2 separate regions of the Homo sapiens genome follow, and region 2 is linked to region 1. A link is a loop called in an ENCODE intact Hi-C map of the cell type or tissue named here. Cell type or tissue: IMR-90. All regions are shown on one strand. Each heading gives the region's core, and the rest is flanking DNA. Links, peaks and the distances in the headings are about the cores only.

What was found. Hi-C counts contacts between places; a loop is a spot of excess contacts. Peaks named below come from ENCODE experiments on the same cell type or tissue, not always from the same donor. Only the 100,000 strongest peaks of a DNase experiment are listed, where the experiment ranks them.
Region 2: it touches region 1 in a loop (2.2-fold over the local background); 1 of 110 quality-filtered maps calls a loop at or near these places.

The regions. Positions count from the first base shown.
Region 1 is chr10:21,906,092-21,916,091 of GRCh38, reverse strand. All of the region lies in intron 6 of DNAJC1 (DnaJ heat shock protein family (Hsp40) member C1), which reads left to right. Among named protein-coding and RNA genes, the nearest start is that of DNAJC1, 93 kb to the left of the region's middle. In IMR-90, for the core only: no CTCF peak of the experiment used is centred there; no DNase peak of the experiment used is centred there; H3K27ac peaks cover 167 bases.
Region 2 is chr10:21,757,070-21,767,069 of GRCh38, reverse strand. It overlaps DNAJC1 (DnaJ heat shock protein family (Hsp40) member C1), which reads left to right. Exons shown (of 12, transcript NM_022365.4): 10 at 761-809; 11 at 7,452-7,900. Among named protein-coding and RNA genes, the nearest start is that of MLLT10, 230 kb to the right of the region's middle. RefSeq lists an enhancer at 9,720-10,000. In IMR-90, for the core only: no CTCF peak of the experiment used is centred there; no DNase peak of the experiment used is centred there.

The DNA of each region.
Region 1 (10,000 bases), core at 284-8,283:
TGTAATTGTATAATCTTTGTAGATATATATGGTTTTCTCCAAGTCTTTCATAATTGGCTTTCTGACATCTAGTTAACTTCATTTTAATTTAATTTAATTTAATTTTTATTTTTTAGAGACAGGGTCTTGCCATGTTGCTCAGGCTGGCCTCATACTCCTGGGCTCAAGTGATCCCCCCACCTCAGCCTTCCAAGTAGCTGGGACTATAGGCACACACCTCCAAGCCAGACTTTTTTTTTTTTTTTTGGGAGATGGGGGTACCCTAGGTGGGACATTAAAACAGCATTTTTAACAACTCTTATTTTGAGCTTGCCAAAGCATTCAACTTGGTTTTCATAGAAACAATTCTTATTTCTTACTCATATCTCATCCTTTTTTAGATGGTAATTAATTGAATCATGTAATTAGAATAACAAGTATAACTACCACTAGGAGGTTTAAGAGTTAACACACGCAGCTCTTATAAGTATACAGTAAATTAGTTAAGCACATGTAAGTTAAAAGAGTTTTACTTTTGGCGTAAATTCCTTGAATTTTATGAAAAGTTAATTAAAACTGAGCTGCAAATATTTGATGTCTGTATATAGCTATTGGTTAAGAAGCAGGGTCCAAGCTAAAAGTGGGAGATTCAGAGGCTTCCAGCAAGTGACCTTTACACTGGCAGAATCTGTACCCAAATCTTGTCATAGCAATAGTTCTTCAGTTTAATTTCTTTCCTTCCCATTCATCCTCTAAATACCCATTCCTTTGCTACGCTTCACATACATAAGGTCGTCTGGTAAGATTGGGAAAGTGGGATTTCTGGCTCACCTGTGCTCCCAAGTTCGCTTTTATTACTTAGCATCTAAGAGCCCTAAGAAAACTCCTGTTGCCTGCTTAGTATACCTAAATTATTTTCTATTTCCTCCCAAACAAAATTACAAATGCAAGTAATTATTTCCACATTTGATTCTTAAGATGTCTTTTGGTCAGATGTTTAGAAAGACAGTTCAGCCAGTTCAATAAAAAGATATTAAATGTATATCAGAACAAAGCACTACTAGGGACTACAGAGATAAATATGCCTTCTCTAGGACCTTAATGTCAGGTAGCAGTTATAACACATGAATTTAAATAACCATTCTACAATACGGTATATATGCTTCACATTTTAGTATGAACAGTGACTTCTGTAGATAGTCAGAGAAGTAAGGTTGTCTCTATTTGGGATGACCAAAGAAAACTAAAAAGAGTAAACACTTGAACTGAGTATTGAAAGATGAATAGACACTTAACAGTTAAGTGCCCACTTTGTATACTAGGTGGTATACAAAGATAATTTTGTAGATGCAGTACTTCCCATAAAATCATACTGTGTTAAGGCTAAAAGCATCCTAAGGAAAACATTATACAACAGCCTTTTTTTAAAGAGGGTATCATGCAGCCCATTACTGTCTTCTCAGACTGTATTCCAGGTCTGTAGATTCTGAGTATATCTATTTAGGAATTTATATTATAACAGGTAAATCTGATATGACAAGTCTAAAAAGAATATTTAGACAGAATAAAGTTAACTGATAAGACAACAAAGTGTTTCTTTGATTACACACACATCTGTGAAAGATCTGTGTACATTGTTAGGAATGGTAGAAATAAAGTACATAAGGACTGTGAAATCAGCAGAAAATAAATGAAGTGGTTCTGTGATTAGGCAAGATAGAGGTAAAAGTATCTCTTTGATAGTTCCCCTTGCTTCTTTGTAAAGGTCCTTATTACCTCCAGAGCACTGGATTTTGTTCCTTTCCTTTGCTCTGAGAAGGATATTGGGAGAATTATAAGAAGTGATAGAAGAACAAAGCCAAACAGTGAAAAGCTATTATACTTAGTGGATGTTAAATATTTGATAATATTAAATTAATATCAGACATTTCCCAAGTGGGTCAGTATTCAAGGACAAGATGCATGGATATTTCTATATTTAGTCAAATGTACGCCCCATGTAATCTACATAGGCAGAAAAGGTAAAAGTCAAGTGAGAAATTACAGGAAAAGAATATGGTGTTTGTAAATTGATGAATGAATGGAAGGCTGGTGTGTGTGTGTTTAGAGAGATGAGAGAACACTGGAGAGGAGTGAAATGGATGACTACATACAAGGAAGCAGGGGGAGCTTCAGGAAGTGTGTTGAGATAGCTAACAAAGCAAGTAGAGTGATCCCCAGAAGATGTGGGTATGAGTTAGTATATAACAAGGAACTTGGACTATATCAACAGAGGGCTTAAATCCTTTGAGGCAAGAATTTAATTGTAACATTTAAAATATAGCTCCCGTGACACTTTGACATCTTACCAGTCTGTTTCTGCTCTCCTGGTGGGTTTGAAGAAAGTACACATTCTCTTGGAATCTGACAAAAACCAATCTTCTTTGTTGGTTGTGTTCGGCTTGTAACCCCAGGAAATTTTTGTAACCTCCAAAATGCCCTTCTTGGGTATTTTTAAATTGATTATATGTTCTGTAACCTGGAAAATAGCAAGTAGTTGGTGACATATAATCAGTGCTCTGTGCATATTTTCAATTTAGCTGTTATAACTTAGTTTATTTTCGCAACTGTTTCAGAACCTTAAATATTTGGGCCCATAATAATTTAGATTGTTCAGACCATCAGTTTCTCTCATAAAATCAGGAAGTGCCACATATCCCAAGTGATTACCAGTCTAAATCATAGACACAGTTCTCTGCATTTTCTGAGATCAAACAGGTCTTCAGCAGTCAGAACTTAATTTGCTTGAGAATTTGTTTGATTTTTCTAGGAATTCACCATTCAAGTTTCTCTCTGACTCATATATTACATTTCTCGGTAGCATAATTTATAAAATATAAAACTCATTTGGTTGTGCATTGCCTAAAGTTGTAAATTTTTTACCTTTTTAAGTTCCAGTCCCATCTTTTCTCATTACTAACAGATCTAACAAGAACACCAGTCAAATAAAAATTGTCATAGGAAGTTTCCAGCATGCATATCCCCACCCCCATCAGGATGTATAGGTTGCCTAGGAGTAGTGGCTGAGAAAATAGAGGAATCTTCTCTGTACAGCTCTGGCTTTTACCTAAAAAAAAAAAAAAAAAGTTGCCTAAGAGTAAAGGGAGTACTATACTTTATACAACTGTCTATAAATGGAAGCATCCTCCCTCCCAAGAAGCTGCTTCTCCCATGGAGACTACAACTGTGGACAAGCCTGGAGGTCACCCTCCCTGACAATTAGGGCCCTTCCTTTCTAGCCCCTTCGCTTCTGCTTGCTAGGACTCTGTCAGAAACCAAACAAACAGAACATTCACAGCTAATTAGCAGGAAAAAAAGCTTCTAAAAGGCTATGAGGCATTTGTTTCAAGCTGAGTCGCCTGCCCTTCTACTTAGAGTTAAACAGATTTTCCAAGGGATGAGGCAGCTTGCTTTTAATACTCTAAAACTTTTTAAAACTTTTCAGACACACACACATACAGAAACCTGACACAGGAAATACATAAACAAATGAAAATAGATGGAGAAGTTCATCTGAATTTTTATAAGCTGAAACTACTGCTACAGGACAAAGGGATACAGGCAAACTGGAATGACCTTACAACATAAGACAGAGATTCCTTACTTCCACCCTCTGAAAGTAAATCCTTGCATCTTATGCAAGTACTCAGAGATCCAAAGACAGACTATAGAGTTTTGTAAGTTATTGCTAGATGTAGAAAAGATAAAAAGCCACAAAATGTTAGGTAGGATGTTAGCAACATATAGTCTCATCAATTCCATATTTTATAGATGAAAATACTTAAGACTCAAATTGGTGAAACAATTTCCCCAAAGTGACACAACTAGTTAATGGTAGAAATGAAACTGAAAGCAGATGAAAATAAATATTAAAATATAAGAAAAAAATACATAAGAAAAATAAAAACTAAAAAAGAATAAATTTCGCCCCAGGTCGATAACTAGAACTTTATAGTATAAGCTGTGTAATCTTAAACTCCCTGTCAGAATGTTCAGGCTGATTATAATTACACATTTTCCTCAACTTATCGATTGCATCCTGATAAGCCCATCATAAGGAGAAAATACCCTAAGTTGCAAATACATTAAATATACCTAACCTCCGGAAACTCATAGCTTAGCCTAGCCTACCTTAAACACGCTCAGAACACTTACGTTTAGCCCACAGTTGGGTAAAATAATCTAATACAAAGCCTATTTTATTTTTAAAAAGCGCTGAATATCCCATGTAATTTACTGAATACTGTACTGAAAGAAAAAACAAACAGAATGATTATATAGACCCTGGAAGTATGGTTTCTACTGAATGCATATCACTATCTCACCATCATAAAATGGAAAAGTTGTTCTGTTAAACCATCATTAAGTTGGGGACATCTGTAGGACATAAGTTGTAGGATTCTTACATTGAGTTAGGGCTGAATAAATGGCTTCTACAGTCTCTTCTATCTCTTGGAACAAATGGAAAAAATAGTTTTTAGGCTGTGCATCTCCTTGAATATTACAGTCTCAGACCAGAGGAAGACAGTAGCTTCTGGTTTTCTGTTTTATTTTTATTACTTTTTGTGGATTTAGTCTTATTATAGTTCTGTACAGAAATTTTGACTCTTATCAAAATGTACAATTTTACAGTTTTTCTATATTTTTCATTGTAATTTTATTGCATATTATATGTAATTCTGAGATTATAGTATAAGTCAATGGGAGAACAAAACAATATAGAGCATTTGATTTTGTGGGCAGATTTTCAGAAATGTACTTATGGTATTTTCCTACATTGAAGGTTATTTCTAAGCCTCAAACGAAAGAGAAGATTTGGGCTATCAAACAATGAAAAAGAAATAGAACATCCTCTATATTGTTTCTAGGTATCCTTCCTCATAGCTCTTCCACGTTCCTTATTCCCATCAGGACAGGTGGTATTTCCCTCCCCCTACCACTGTAAATCAATGCCTGCCCCGCCTGCCCGCCTTCCCGCCTTCCCGCCTTCCTTCCTTCCTTCCTTCCTTCCTTCCTTCCTTCCTTCCTTCCTTTCTCTCTCTTTCTTTCTCTTTTTCTCTTTCTCTTTCTTTCTCCCTCTCTCCCTCTTTCTCTCTTCCCCCCCTCTTTCTTTCTCTCTCTCTTCTTTGTCTCTTTCTCTCTCTCCATCTCTCTCTTTCTTTCTTCCTTTTCTTTCCTTCCTTTCCTTCCTCCTCTCCTCTCCTCTCCTCTCCTCTCCTCTCCTCTCCTCTCCTCTCCTCTCCTTCCTTTCTTTCCTTTCTTTTCTTGTTCTGGGCTACATGTGCAGAATTTACAGGTTTGTTACATAGGGAAACGTGTGCCATGGTGGTTTGCTTAATACCCATCACCTAGGTATTAAGCCCCATATGCATTATTAGCTATTTATCCTGAAGCTCACCCTCTTCCCACCCCACCACAGGCCCTGATGTGTGTTATTCCCCTTCTTGTGTCCACGTATTCTCATTTTTCAGCTCCCACTTATGAGTGAGAACATGCAGTGTTTGGTTTTCTGTTAGTTTAATGCCCTTGTTTCTTAAGCTTTTCTTTGGATTGCTTAATATGTTGATGTTTATATGGAGAGATAAAAGTGAACCAAAACATTATAAACAGTGCCACCTTAGCATGTTCTCTTATCACTTAATGAACTATGTCAAGAATGTTAAAGGGTGTCCGGGTGCGGTGGCTCACACCAGCACTTTGGGAGGCCAAGGTGGGCGGATCACCAGAGATCAAGAGTTCGAGACCAGCCTGGACAACATTGTGAAACGCCGTCTTACTAAAAATATAAATATTAGCCGAGTGTGGTGGCAGGCACCTGTAGTCCCAGCTATTTGGGAGACTGAGGCAGGAGAATCGCTTGAACCCAGAAGGTGGAGGTTGCAGTGAGCCGAGATCTTGCCTCTCCACTCCAGCCTGGGTGACAGAGCAAGACTCCATCTGAAAAAGAAAAAAAAAAAAGGTTTAATGTAAGGATATTCCCTATCTCACAGCTTACTAATCTTGGAAATATTGTATCTTCAGGCTTAACTAAATTATCATCATTATGAAGCCTTCCTTCATCAGGCCAACTGAAAAATTCTCATTGTATGTTCTCCATACTAACTTTACAGCATTTACTATTTGTATTAATCACGGTAGACTGATAGACCTTAGTCTGTTTCTGGCATATGCCTCATGTCTGTCACTGGTTGATAGGAAAGTGGGCATTCTGGTCTACCTAACCATTCAGGAGCTCAGAGCAATGATGTGTTCACCACCTTCTTAGCTGTATCCATCTGGAACATGTGGCCTCCTTGCTCATTATGACAAGAGGAGAGAGCTGGAGGATTTGCATGAGTTTTTCTGTGAGTTGGTTTGGAAATGACACATGATATTTCCATCCACAGCCCATCCAGAACTAGTCTTCTGACCCCACCTAATCTTAAGAGGACAGCGGAATATAGGGAAACAGAATGTTGAGTGAGCACCACTTTCTTTGCCAGTAATTCATTCAACAAACTTTATTTATTGATTGCATTATTTACTTTGTGCCGGGGCAGGGGTAGGGGGTGAAAGACAACAATTCCTGTTCTCACAGAGCTTATATTCTATATTCCATATTTTAGTTAATATTTATAGTTATTTTTACATATTCCTTAAGGGAAACTGTTGTATCTTATATAATCACCACATATCCTAATAATGTACAATACATATAATAATGGTTCAATAAATAAGCATAAATATCCCTGTTTAATGTCTTCTTGTGCAGGAGCCTATGCTCTATAATTACGTACAAAGAACACTCATACATTATTTAAGTTAGCCATAGTTTAAATGTAAAACCTGTCCCCTGTTTGATGTCTATGAAGGCAGGTTTTGAGCTCTTCAGGAAATCTTAAATATTGGCCAGGGGCGGTGGCTTACGCCTGTAATCCCAGCACTTTGGGAGGCCGAAGCAGGCAGATCACCTGAGGCCAGGAGTTCAAGACCAGCCTGGCCAACATGGCAAAACCCCGTCTCTACTAAAAAATACAAAAATTAGCCAGACGTGGTGGTGGGCACCTGTTATCCCAGCTACTTGGGAGGCTGAGGCAGGGATAATTGCTTAAACCCGGGAGGCGGAGGTTGCAGTGAGCTGAGATCATGTCACTGCACTCCAGCCTGGGCGACACAGCGAGACTCTGTCTTGGGGAAAAAAAAAAAGAAAGAAATTTTAAGTACTAATACAGTTGCTTCTAGAATAAAAACTTTTGCTCATGGTTCCATTCATAAGGATTATAAACTCCTTGAGAATAGGAGTTCTTTCTGTTTGGAAAAATGTAAACTCCATAATTTTAATACAGTATTATGAGGCAGGCAGTTCAGAGCCCTAATCAATTGAAGTAAGCATTTAATTATTCATTAAATATTTATTAAGCTTCTGTAAGTGCCAGGCAGTGTACTAGGGCTATAAGGATGGATTAGAAGTTTATATCCCCAGGAAATCTAACTTTCTGTGTAGGTAAACTGGAGTTTACTCTGGACCCAAATAAGTTTTTGTGCTTATTTTTCCCATTAAACGATTTTATTATAATTTTATTCACTTGAATTCACCCCCCCCCCATGAAAAATGGGAGGGAAAAAAGGTTGAAAACAATTTATCTTATTCATCCTCTTTTGAATGCTTGGATTCAAAAGCATACCTTACAGAATAGCCATACCTTAGAACATACCTTAAAGAATAGCCACGTGGTTTCTTCTTGAATACTATCTCCAAAATCAGCCGATTTCATTTTCAGGTAATTTTAATTATTAGGAAATTCTTATATATATATATATATAAAATATATATATATATTTTCTCTATATTATATATATTTTATATATATTATATATAATATATATTTTATATATATAATATATATTTTTATATATTATATATTATATATTTTTATATATTATATATTATATATTTTTATATATTATATATTATATATATATTTTATATATTATATATATTTTATATATAATATATATTTATGTATATTATATTATATATATTTATATATTATATTATATTATATATTTATATATATTATTATATATAATATATTTCATATATATTTCATATATTTCAGACAGAGTCTCACTCTGTGGCCCATGCTGGAGTTCAGTGGTGTGATCTTGGCTCACTGCAACCTCCACCTCCCAGGTTCAAGCAATTCTCTTGCCTCAGCCTCCTGAGTAGCGGGGATTACAGGTGCCTGCCACCACACCTGGCTAATTTTTTGTATTTTTAGTACACATGGGGCTTCACCATGTTGGCCAGGCTAGTCTTGAACTCCTGCCCTCAAGTGATCCGCCCACCTGGGCTTCCCGAAGTGCTAGGATTGCAGGTGTGAGCCACCACACCTGGCTTCTTCCTCATATTGATCCAAAGTCAAAACTTTCATCTCTGGAATCATATGCAGTAGTTTACAACATTCTTGCCTGTAATAAACCTTGAGATATTGTATGGTAGTTATGAAGTTATCCCCAGTCTTCTTATCTCTAATCCCTTATAAAAATAGAGTTTCAAGCTGCCTCCCTATTTAATCACTTTCCTTTTAAAGTCTTTCTATTTGTCAGTGCATCTTAAAGTGTGATACCCCAAACTATACACAGGGATGGTTGAAACAATGTAGAGTTGTTTAGTAAAGTAGAATTGCTTGAGTTCATAGATTGTTAAGGAAGTAATGTTTCCTGGAGTGGGCATATTGTAATTTGATTTCAAAGCATAGGTAAGATATGAAAAAAAAAAAACATGAGGAATGTTTAAATAAATGCTTAGAAATGGAGCAAAAGGAAGATAAAAATAGTGACTGAAACTAGGGAATGTAATGAAAGTCTCAGATTAAGTAGAGTAGGTTAGGGTGATTGGGTGGATTGCAGTCCTCAGATAAGTGAGGATTTGGATTAAATGTGTATTTCAAAGAGGAAGTTTTAGTGGGATTATGTCCCATAGCAGGAAGAAGAAACATTAACAGGGAAAATGTTCAAATTTGGCAGGACTACTAGGGAGAGGTTGCTATTATACAGCAAAATGAAGTGAGAAGGATGCAATTAAAAAGGTCACATAAGCAAGAAGATACAGGATTTGGCAGGGGAATTTTGGTGAAGTATGAAGCACAAAACTCATCCTTTGTGTTGGAAAACAAGATCCTTGTCAAATTGGTAGAAGTAATAATAAAAATAGCTAACATACATATAAGGCCTAACTGTGTAGAAGATATCATTCTAACTGTTTCCCAGGTATTAACACATTTAATCTTCATAACAGTCCTATAAGTTAGGTACTTTTGTTATCCCCATTTTATGAATGAGAAAATGGACCCACAGAGAAGTAAAATAATTTTCTGAATGTCACATAGCTAGTAAGATGGCAGAGCTGAGTTCTTAATTCAGATAGTCTGGCTCCAAATCTGTCCTCTTAATCACCATATTTCACTGTGCTATACTGTGATGATTGATTTCAGCCTACTTTCTTTTACCTCTCATAAATAACTAATCTGTGCCCTTCTTTTCTTGCATGTGCCACATTTCCTACTCCCCTCAAGGAGCCAATGCCTTCCTGACCTTTTCTTCTTCCCTACTATTAAAACCTACTCTGTGGAAAGAAGCTAATAAGCTCATTCATTCATTCACACCAAGGTATAAATGACTCATATGGCTTAATATAAAATAATACTTCTTTAGGGTTGACTTTTTTTAAGGGGGGTGGGGAATGTTAAGGGCTATAAAACCTTAACCCAAAACCCTGTTGAAACTTAAACTATATATGGGCATGGGAGGATGAGTAAGTTGGTTGCATGGCCATCTGTGCTCTTCTAGTAGTACCATTGTTTACCTGGCCTAGGGCTTGTGTGAATCCTCATAGAAATGAGGTAGGAACATAAAAGTGGGGATGAAAAGAATTAAGAGATCTTTTACTATATTAACAATACATCTGTATTGTATTGATTCAATGATTTTAGGAATACCA
Region 2 (10,000 bases), core at 727-8,726, 150 kb after region 1:
TCTCCAGTGAAGAAAGATATTCCATTTCTGGAAATTCTAGGTTTAAAAAATGACCTGTTTGCATAATGAAAGTAGTATCTTTTTTTTTTTTTTTTTTTTTTAGGCAGGGTCTCACTCCGATGCCCAGGCTGGAGTGCAGTGGTGCAATGTCAGCTTACTGCAACCTCCGCCTCCTGGGTTCAAGCGATTCTCCTGCCTCAGCCTCCCGAGTAGCTGGGATTACAGGCAACCACCGCCTTGCCCAGCTACTTTTTGTATTTTCATAGAAACGGGGTTTCCCCATGTTGGACAGGCTGGTCTTGAACTCCTGACCTCAAGTGATCCACCCACCTTGGCCTCCCAAAGTGCTAGGATTGCAGGCATGAGCCACCATGCCCGGCCTTGAAAGTAGTATCTTTTAAGAGGCAGCCCCCGTTGTGCATATGTACCCTAGAACTTAAAGTATTAAAAAAAAATAAAAATGAAAAGAGGCAGCCTCGTATAACGGAACTGTCATTGAACTAGAAGGAGTCTAGGGATGTGAGTTCTTGTCCTGAAGCTGCTGCTGAGTGGATGGGTGTTTTGGAGCTATCCATTTAATCTCTCTGGGCTTCAGTTTTCTTGTTAATTACATTAATGGATGCGACAGACGACTGAGGGTCTTTCAGGCCTAAGATCCAATGAACTGTGTTCATTCACATGGAGCTTACATGGAATCGTTTCACTCAGCATATAGTAGGTACATGGAAAGTAAGATTTTTGCTTTTATGTTTTGAAACAGGTGACAACCAAAGCCAAGCAACTGAAGGATTCAGTGACCTGCTCCCCAGGTGAGTTCATACTTCCTCTATCTCATTAATCTAAAGTGGTTTCTTCTAAATTAATCCCTTTTTATAATAACTTCTTTAAATACAAGGGTCTAGAAGTTTTGCCTAATGAACTCTAAATCTGGTCATATCTCCAAAAAGGGTTGAAATACGGGCACCAGCAAGCCAGTCCAGCCCTGCACATACTGGTGCCGAGAAGATGTATTTAATTAATAAGGTTAAATAAGTATACAGATCGTCTTCTATAGTTTAATTTGTGGGGACGGGGAACACAGGAGAAAGCCCATCTGCACACCACGCAAATGCTATGTGCACACTGTTTCCCTGCACTGTCCACCCCTGTCACTGCCGCACTTGCAGAGCTGCCCTTTGGGATAAATGGCTAACAGCTTTCCCAGGCATTTATGTTTCCTTTTTTTTGAGACGGAGTCTTGCTCTGTTGCCCAGGCTAGCGTGCAGTGGCGCAATCTCGGCTCACTGCAACCTCTGCCTCCCAGGTTCAAGTGATTCTCCTGCCTCAGCCCCCGAGTAGCTGGGATTACGGGCGCCCGCCACTGCACCTGACAGATTTTTGTATTTTTAGTAGAGACCTGGTTTCACCATCTTGGCTAGGCTGGTCTTGAACTCCTGACCTCTTGATCCTCTCACCTCGGCCTCCCAAATTGCTGGGATTACAGGCGTGAGCCACCGTGCTCAGCCCCATTTATGTTTCTTAAAATCAATTTCCTCCAAGATTAACTGGAATTTTGTTAGAGTCTCCATATTCTTTGCTTAGAACCAGGAAATAAGAACATGCTTCAGAAACTTTGCAACCTAACTCAAATACAGGTCCCAGGGAGAGTAATGCAGATGAACAAGCCAACAATTAGCAAACCCAGAGATCTCAAAAAGCCACCCCAGCCGGGCGTGGTGGCACAGCTATAGTTTCAACTACTCTAGAGGCCGAGGCGGGAGGATCACTTGAGCCCAGGAGTTCAAAACCAGCCTGGGCAACATAGTGAGACCCCCCATTTCTGAAAAATAAACGTAAAAAAAAATTTTTTTAAAAGAATTCAACTTGGAGTTCTCCAGGCTTTAGCAAGAGGAAATTTCTGGATTTCTTTTTCTGCCAATGAAGTTATTTCTGTGGGCATGGAGGCAGAGACGGGGCAATGGGATGTTATATGACAGAAGCCTACTTCAAGACATTCTCCAAAATCATACCATTGAAAAGGCAGCGCAGCTCAGAGTAAGGAACTGACGTAGATCTTCCTGGAGCTTGGTGGAGGGGGGTCAGAAGTATGAAGAAAACAGGAAATGTGGAGTTGAATATTTAAGTGCATCTCTGAGGCAACACCTGTGGCTGAGAGAAGGCACCAGAAGCAGCTTTGAGCAGAGAGCAGATCCAGCATCAGGACAGAGAGGAAAAGAGGCAAATCCGATGTGATATTTGGCCACATCCAAACATCCTGTGACTCTCTAAAAGCACCATAAGGTCTTTGTCACAAATATATTCATTAAATTATGTGTTTTATTTTGTTTTTTAATAGCCTTTAAGAAGCCAAAGAATTTTGAAATAAAAGTATTTCTTCTGATTATGTTCACAAATTAACAAAGAATCCGTAAGCAGTGTGATCCATTTAAGCCATAAAGCTGTGCTTCTGAAGTATTATTAGAAATTCTAAAATTGTTTCCTAAGATTTTGGATACCTTTCAAAGTGTTTGAAATGGATGGTTTAGAAAACACAGCTGGCTTAATAGGCTAGCACAGGGGAAAATGACCTTCTACAGATAAGAACACACCCAGATGGAGGTATTTGGCTGTTTCTTAAGAGAGTTGCTTTAGTGAGCATGGAAAGAAATGTTCGCTAATAGAAACTCAAAAAAATACAGATAAACAAAAGGAAGAAAATAACAATCACATGTAACCTACCAATTGTTGTTATTTTGAGAGAGATATTTCTTCAGACTTTTCTGATGCACATATGTGCATATAATATTTTTACAAGAATGGGACTGTACCGCAATACTGTTTTACATTTTTTCACTCCGTACACTCATATGTCTGTATCATCTTCTTAATGGCTCCATAGTAGTCCATAGTATAGATGTCTGCCCCATAGTTTATTTAACAAGTTTCTATTGTTGGACATTTTGTTTGTTTCCATTTTTTTTTTATTGTTCTGAAGTTGTGGTCTCCAAAGTGAGGTAGACAGGATGATTCTTTGGAATATAAGAAGACCGTATTTGAATTTCTGTTGATCTTTGTTTTTATCTTAAGGCAGTGAGAGAGGAATTAAACTTTCTCATCTTTGATATTCCGACTTATGCCAGCACCCTCACTGTGCCCATTAGCAGAGCTTATGTGTTACGTACATAGGGCACCAACGTTTCCCAAGGGAAAAATGGGATTTCCACAGCACTCACAGGCTGATGGTGGCCTCGTCACTTGGCATCATCCCATGTTCTTTCACTCTCAAGATATTGCAACAAGATACCCAGTTGAGTGAATGTATAGATAACCCCAGAGTTTCAGTGACATCTTTTTATAAGGTGGAAGGCAACCATGGGAATATTTCCTATTACACAGAGGCTTCCTAGTATTTTGACAAAGTACTTTTAAAAGTTTTTGAATTTAAAGATCCTCAATTTTATACTTTTCTTTTACCAAATAAATAAATAAATTCTTGGCGTAGGGTCTAAAAAAAAAAAAAAAAAACAACCTGCACACACTTAAAAAATTAAAACAGTACAAAAGGGAATGCAATGAAAAGTGTCTGAGTCTGGGTTCCTGGCCCCCTTCCACAGAGGGAATAATGAATTGGAGTGTGAGGGCGTACACGTCTAGAAGTATAACTAGTCTTGCACAGACTGTCTGTATTTGCCTCCCTCTTTCTTATGTTAATAGCAGCATACTCGCTGAAGACTAATATCTTTAATCATTTTATTATATTAAAATGTTTTTACAAAATAAAGATGGATTTTTAACAATGAATGTGAAAGTGTTTTGAAAGATATTTATGCTGTAGAAAGGACGTTTGAAAGTAGATGCTTGGCTGGGCACGGTGCCTCACGCCTGTAATCCTGACACTTTGGGAGGCCAAGATGGGCGGATCACCTGAGGTCAGGAGTTCGAGACCAGCCTGGCCAACATAGTGAAACCCGGTCTCTACTAAAACTACAAAAATTAGTTGGGTGTTGTGGCCCATGCCTGTGGTCTCAGCTACTCGGGAAGCTGAGGCAGGAGAATCACTTGAACCCGGGAGGCAGAGGTTGCAGTGAGCCGAGATCATGCCACTGAACTTCCAGCCTGGGCAACAGAGCGAGACTGGCTCAAAAAACAAAAAAAACAAAGTCGATGTTTGAAAGTATTTTCTTTGTTATGTGTTATTCTATGGCCAAAACAATGTGACCTATAAAAACTCTTATTTTTACGGATTTAAAAATGTTGAAAATAGAATTTTAACCTGTAAATCTTTCAAACAAAGTGAACTCATTTGTTAAAAATACAGCCAGGCGTGATGGTGTAGGCCTGTAGTCCCAGCTGCCCAGGAGGCTGAGGTGGGAGGATCACTTGAGCCCAGAAGTTGGAGGCTGCAGTGAGCTATGATCACACCACTGCACTCCAGCCTGGGTGACAGAGCAAGAGCCCCATCTCAGATAAATAAGTAACACTTTCTATTTAGTTTGCAAGAACAAATGATTGGCTTGGGGAAGATTTTTATGAAAATGTTTTCATAATTTGTATTGCACAATGAATACCAGAGCATGGTAAACTTGGCCAGCAGGACGCTACATGTGGATAGATGTATCCTTTTGGGTCATCTTTTCCAACTAGGATGGCCATTCAAAGTTAGGTGCCAAAATAAAGCAAATTTGGAGCCAGACCTTTAATTGAGTATTTTATCCAGTATTAAGCAATTTTTCAATCTCATTGTTTTTAATATTAATATTTTCATTAGAATGTTTCATGTCACTTAATGATGTTTTTAGATTGTGGTGGATATAATTGAATAAGTAAATATACATATATTAGAATTGCATTTTCGGCTGGGCGTGGTGGCTCATGCCTGTAATCCCAACACTTTGGGAGGCTGAGGCACTCAGATCACGAGGTCAAGAGATTGAGACCATCCTGGCCAACATGGTGAAACCTCGTCTGTTCTATAAATACAAAAATTAGCTGGGCATGGTGGCGCGTGCCTGTAGTCCCAGCTCCTCGAGAGGCTGACGCCTGTAGTCCCAGCTACTCGAGAGGCTGAGGCAGGAGAATCACTTGAACCCAGGAGGCAGAGGTTGCAGGGAGGCAAAATCGCGCCCCTTCACTCCAGCCTGGTGAAAGAGTGAGACTCCATCTCAAAAAATAAAAATAAAAAAAAATTGTGTTTTCAAAGATGTTTTATTGATGGGGTTCATAATAAAAAATATGGAGGAGATAATGATTATGAAATGCCACTTGTTAGTAGTAACAAAAGACTAGGACCTGGAACTTTAGTGAGCTAATACAGAATAACCTCCAGGGAGTTTGTTGCCATTAACGTAAGAAAGGAGAAGGCTAATGCAGCTACATAGGGTGTGTGACACTGTTTCTAGACGTTCACACACTCACACTCCAACTCATTTTTGCCTCTTACAGAGCAGACCAGGAATGCAGACTAAGCCACTTTTCATTGTATTCCTTTTTGTAGTTTTTATATTTTTAAAAATTATATCTAGATTTTTTTTTTTTTTTTTTAGACGGAGTCTCACTCTGTCGCCCAGGCTGTGGTACGATCTCAGTACACTGCAACCTCTGCCTCCCAGGTTCAAGCGATTCTCCTGCCTCGGCCTCCTGAGTAGCTGGAATTACAGGCACGTGCCACCACACCCGGCTAATTTTTGCATTTTTGTAGAGACAGGGTTTCACCATGTTGGCCAGGCTGGTCTCGAACTCCTGACCTCAGGGGATCCCCCCTGCCTTGGCCTCCCAAAGTGTTGGGATTACAGGCGTGAGCCACCGTGTACAGCTGGGATTTTGTTTTTTATTAAATAAAAGCCTACTATAAAGAGGAAACATTACTGTAGAAAAGGAAATAAAATATTGCCCCCTTTTTTGTTGTTGTTTTGAGACAGAGCAAGACTTTGTTTCCCAGGCTGGAGTGCAGTGGCACAGTCTTGGCTCACTGCAGCCTCTGCCTCCTGGGTTCAAGCGATTTTCATGCCTCAGCCACCCAAGTAGTTGGGATGACAGGCATGCGCCACCATGCCCAGCTAATTTTTTGTATTTTTAGTAGAGACGGGGTTTTGCCATGTTGCCCAAGCTGGTCTGGAACTCCTGGCCTCAAGTGATCCACCTTGCCTTGGCCTCCCAAAGTCCTGGAATTACACGCTTGAGCCACACTGCACCTGGCCTAAAATACTGCCTCTTTGTAGCTAAATTTGTATATACATCTGTAATTATTTCCATAGGAGAACCTCCTCTAAGTAAAATTACAGAGTCACAAGTAAATACATTCTTAAGGTTCACCTCCATTTGACAAATTGTTCTTTAAAAAGGCTAGACCTGTGCTGTCTAATATGGTAGCCACTTGCCACATGTAGCTATTTATATTAAAGTTTAAATTAATTAGAATTAAATAAAGTTAAAAACTTAATTCCTCAGTACTACACCAAGTGGTTTATATAATTGTATCACAGCATGTTTCATTGGACAGCTCTGGGCTGGGCCAGTTTCTGCTCCCACGCCCCGTGTCCAAATGTACCTATTTCCCTGCATTTTGCCAGCACTGGGTATTGTCATACTTTCTAATCTTTGCCAATTTAATAATTGAAAAGTAGTGATTCTTTGTTTTAGTTCTCTGATACTCATCAGCTACTGTAGTTCTTCCTTTGTGAGCTGTGTTCTTTGTCCTTTTATCTTAATGAGTTGTAACTGCTACTGTATTGAGGATATCAGTGCTCTGTCATCTATTCTGTCCTATTAAAAGGTTTAAAGCTTTTGTTATTAATTATTATTACTTTTAGAGACAAGATCTCATTCTGTTGCCCGGGCTGAAGCACAGTGGCGTGATCATAGCTGACTGCAGCCTCAAACTCCTGGGCTCAAGCAGTCCTCCCTCCTTAGCCTCCCTAGTAGCTAGGAATACAGGTGTATACCACCAGGCCCAGCTAATAAACTTTTTAATAAAATGTTTCTTTTCCATGTTTAAAAATTCTTACTGTAGCTACTATTTGTAAGTGTATAATTTACTCATACACTTGCCTTCCAGAGGCAGCACAGTTTTAAGGTTTGACCAGTTGATTTTTGTCTTTCCAGTGGAGCCAGTGAATCCTTTCTTATACTGAGTAGCAGGTTATTCCCTCTCAAAGAGATGTTTGCATTCTTGTTCACAATCTGATTCTTTATATACCCATTATTCCTCAGAGTAGAGAAAGGGACAAAGGCTTGGAATCAGACAGAAGTGGGTTCAAATCCCACTCTAGTGCTTTCTGAGTCTTCTTTTTCTCATCTGTAACATTAGGGTAATGATCCCTATCTTTCTAGAATAGAGTAGTGTGGAAATGAAATTAAACCATGCATGCAAAATGCCTAGTGCGCTGCCTGCTCTGTGCCCGGCAGCTGCTGTTCTCACCGTCTCCTTAATTCACCTTGCCCTTCACCTCTGTGTGGCACACCCTCTTTCCTAGGAATGGTTAGACTCTCCGAACTCAAATCGACAGTTCAGAATTCCAGGCCCATCAAAACGGCCACCACCTTGCCCGATGACATGATCACCCAGCGAGAGGACGCAGAGGGGGTGGCAGCGGAGGAGGAGCAGGAGGGAGACTCCGGTGAGCAGGAGACCGGGGCCACTGATGCCCGGCCTCGGAGGCGGAAGCCAGCCAGGCTGCTGGAGGCTACAGCGAAGCCGGAGCCAGAGGAGAAGTCCAGAGCCAAGCGGCAGAAGGACTTTGACATAGCAGAACAAAACGAGTCCAGCGACGAGGAGAGCCTGAGAAAAGAGAGAGCTCGGTCTGCAGAGGAGCCGTGGACTCAAAATCAACAGAAACTTCTGGAACTGGCGTTGCAGCAGTACCCAAGGGGATCCTCTGACCGCTGGGACAAAATAGCCAGATGTGTCCCGTCCAAGAGCAAGGTGAGTGATGGGGAAAGAGGCCTCTGCACAGGTGTTAGAATCCCACCAGAGGAGCCACAGCTTGTCTGCCTGCAGCTTCTTCCCTCATTCCTATCTACTGACACCTGCCCCGTGATTTCTTCTTTCCCATTTATCTTCCAGTATATTTCTCCCTAGAGCGTGTGAATCTGTGCATTCAGGTGGTTCATGTGTGTAGATGAGCTCAAGATTCTAAGTTTCATCATCCCACAGGGCAGCTGCTTATAGAAACTTCACCCACAGCACCTGCCTGCCTTTTTGAGAACTCGCCCACTCCGGCTAGGTTTTAAGGGCACATGGGAGGCTCAGCCGGCGCTGCCTCACCGTGAAATGCAGCAGCTGGGAAGGGTCAGGATGGAAAGCTCCTTTGAACCAGGCTGAGGGTTCATAAATCACAAGGCCCATTGGCTGTGTAGCAAATCTTTGACCAAAGGGATAGCTGGTATAGATGGTATTACCGTGATCATCTTCGATTCTGCCATGTGAATAACTTTGGACTCAGCAGGTACACCTGGTGGCTGTCCAGAGGCCCTGAGGCCATCTCCGTATGTGGTCAGTGCCAGGCGACAGCTAGGGTTCGGCTTACTTTCCACGGCCGTGGCCGTTTGTAGTTGGCCTTTCTCCCTGCTGGTAGCTCTTGGTGCCTGCTCAGATATTTCTGAGATGGTCCTCAGATGGGAGGAGGGGGCGGGAGTGCCCTGTGGAGAGCCCACCCACCGGGCTTGGGCGGCCTCTTTCCTGTGATCTGGCCATGAGGCGCTGCAGAGAGCCCCAGGGTGTGATCCTAACACAGTGTCTCTTGAGGCTTCTTTCCCTGTAGCTAGATTGTTAGTCGAGGAACCAGGAACAGTGAGAATCAAAAGCCCCGATCTCTTCCGCTGTCTGTGCCTCCCTCAGTCGCCTCTGGGCACACTCATGCTCATTTACATTCTTATTTTTTTTAATTGAAATTCTATGTTGGAAAATCCAGCTCATGGCCATGCATGTCCCTGAGTGTACAGGTGTAGTTTTCTCCACCTACTTTAAAATGATTAAAGTTGAGAGTTCCTGGGGAGAAAAATAAACGGTTAGCTGTTGATATATTTGAGAAGCGCAGATTCTCCCAGCCTCTCCGACTGGTTTGCAGAAGTAACTATTCTACCCGAATTTCTCTAGCATCTGTCAGGACACAGGCAGACGTCTTCATGTGTGATGAGTCCACACTGGCTTATAAACGAAGGGGCTGGAGCTTGGATTCCTAAGGATAGAACACCCAGAAACTCATACCTGGGGGGCTGGAAACCTTCCGGTTTTCAACCAGCAATGAGCAGGGCTTCTTCAGCCTGCGGGTGTTCCCCTCAAGCCTTGACTTGAGAGCGAGGCAGGGCTGAGCTTCCTGCTGTCCCGGAGCCTGGGCCTGGCTGCCGTGCACGGCTCAGCTCAGAGCTCCGAGCACACTGTCCTTCTGGGGTTAAGTGCTGGGTCTGGCCACATCTGGTTTTGGCAGTATGTTGTTAGGGACAGCATAGCTACTAAGGAAAGACTGATATCTTTAAAGACCTTAGGCAAGTAATCTTTGGGGATGCAGAAAAAAAACCCTGAGAAGAGACTCTCATAACACCACTAAGCTAAAATCCTAGGAGAGTAAACATCCTTTCTCTGTCCCAGGCAGCTGATAAAGTCACTTTGCACTGGACCCTTAGTCAGCAAAAGCTACAGAACCACAGGGTCATTATTTTTGGAACAGAAACAGAATAGATTCTGGAAAGTTCCTGTGATCAATGTGAGAATAATGAGGCCTCTCCCCACCATCACCCCACCTCTGCTTTGGTCCTGAGCTCCAGCCCAGGGTGTGACAGCTGTGGCCAGCTGAGGTCTGAAGTGGGCGGCTCTGCAGCCTGTAGGGTGGGATGGAGGTGGGGCCAGGAGGAGCAGGAATGAGTATTCCAGCACAAGTTCTGCCAGTGTCCTGGGGGCTGGCTCCCCACGGGAAAGGTCTTAGCAGCGCCTAGGGAAAGCCAGACCCACGGAAGAAGACTAATAGGCTACCTGGCCCCAGGGTTTTTGATTTCTTTAAAGTAGCATGTTGTGATAAAAGAGTGA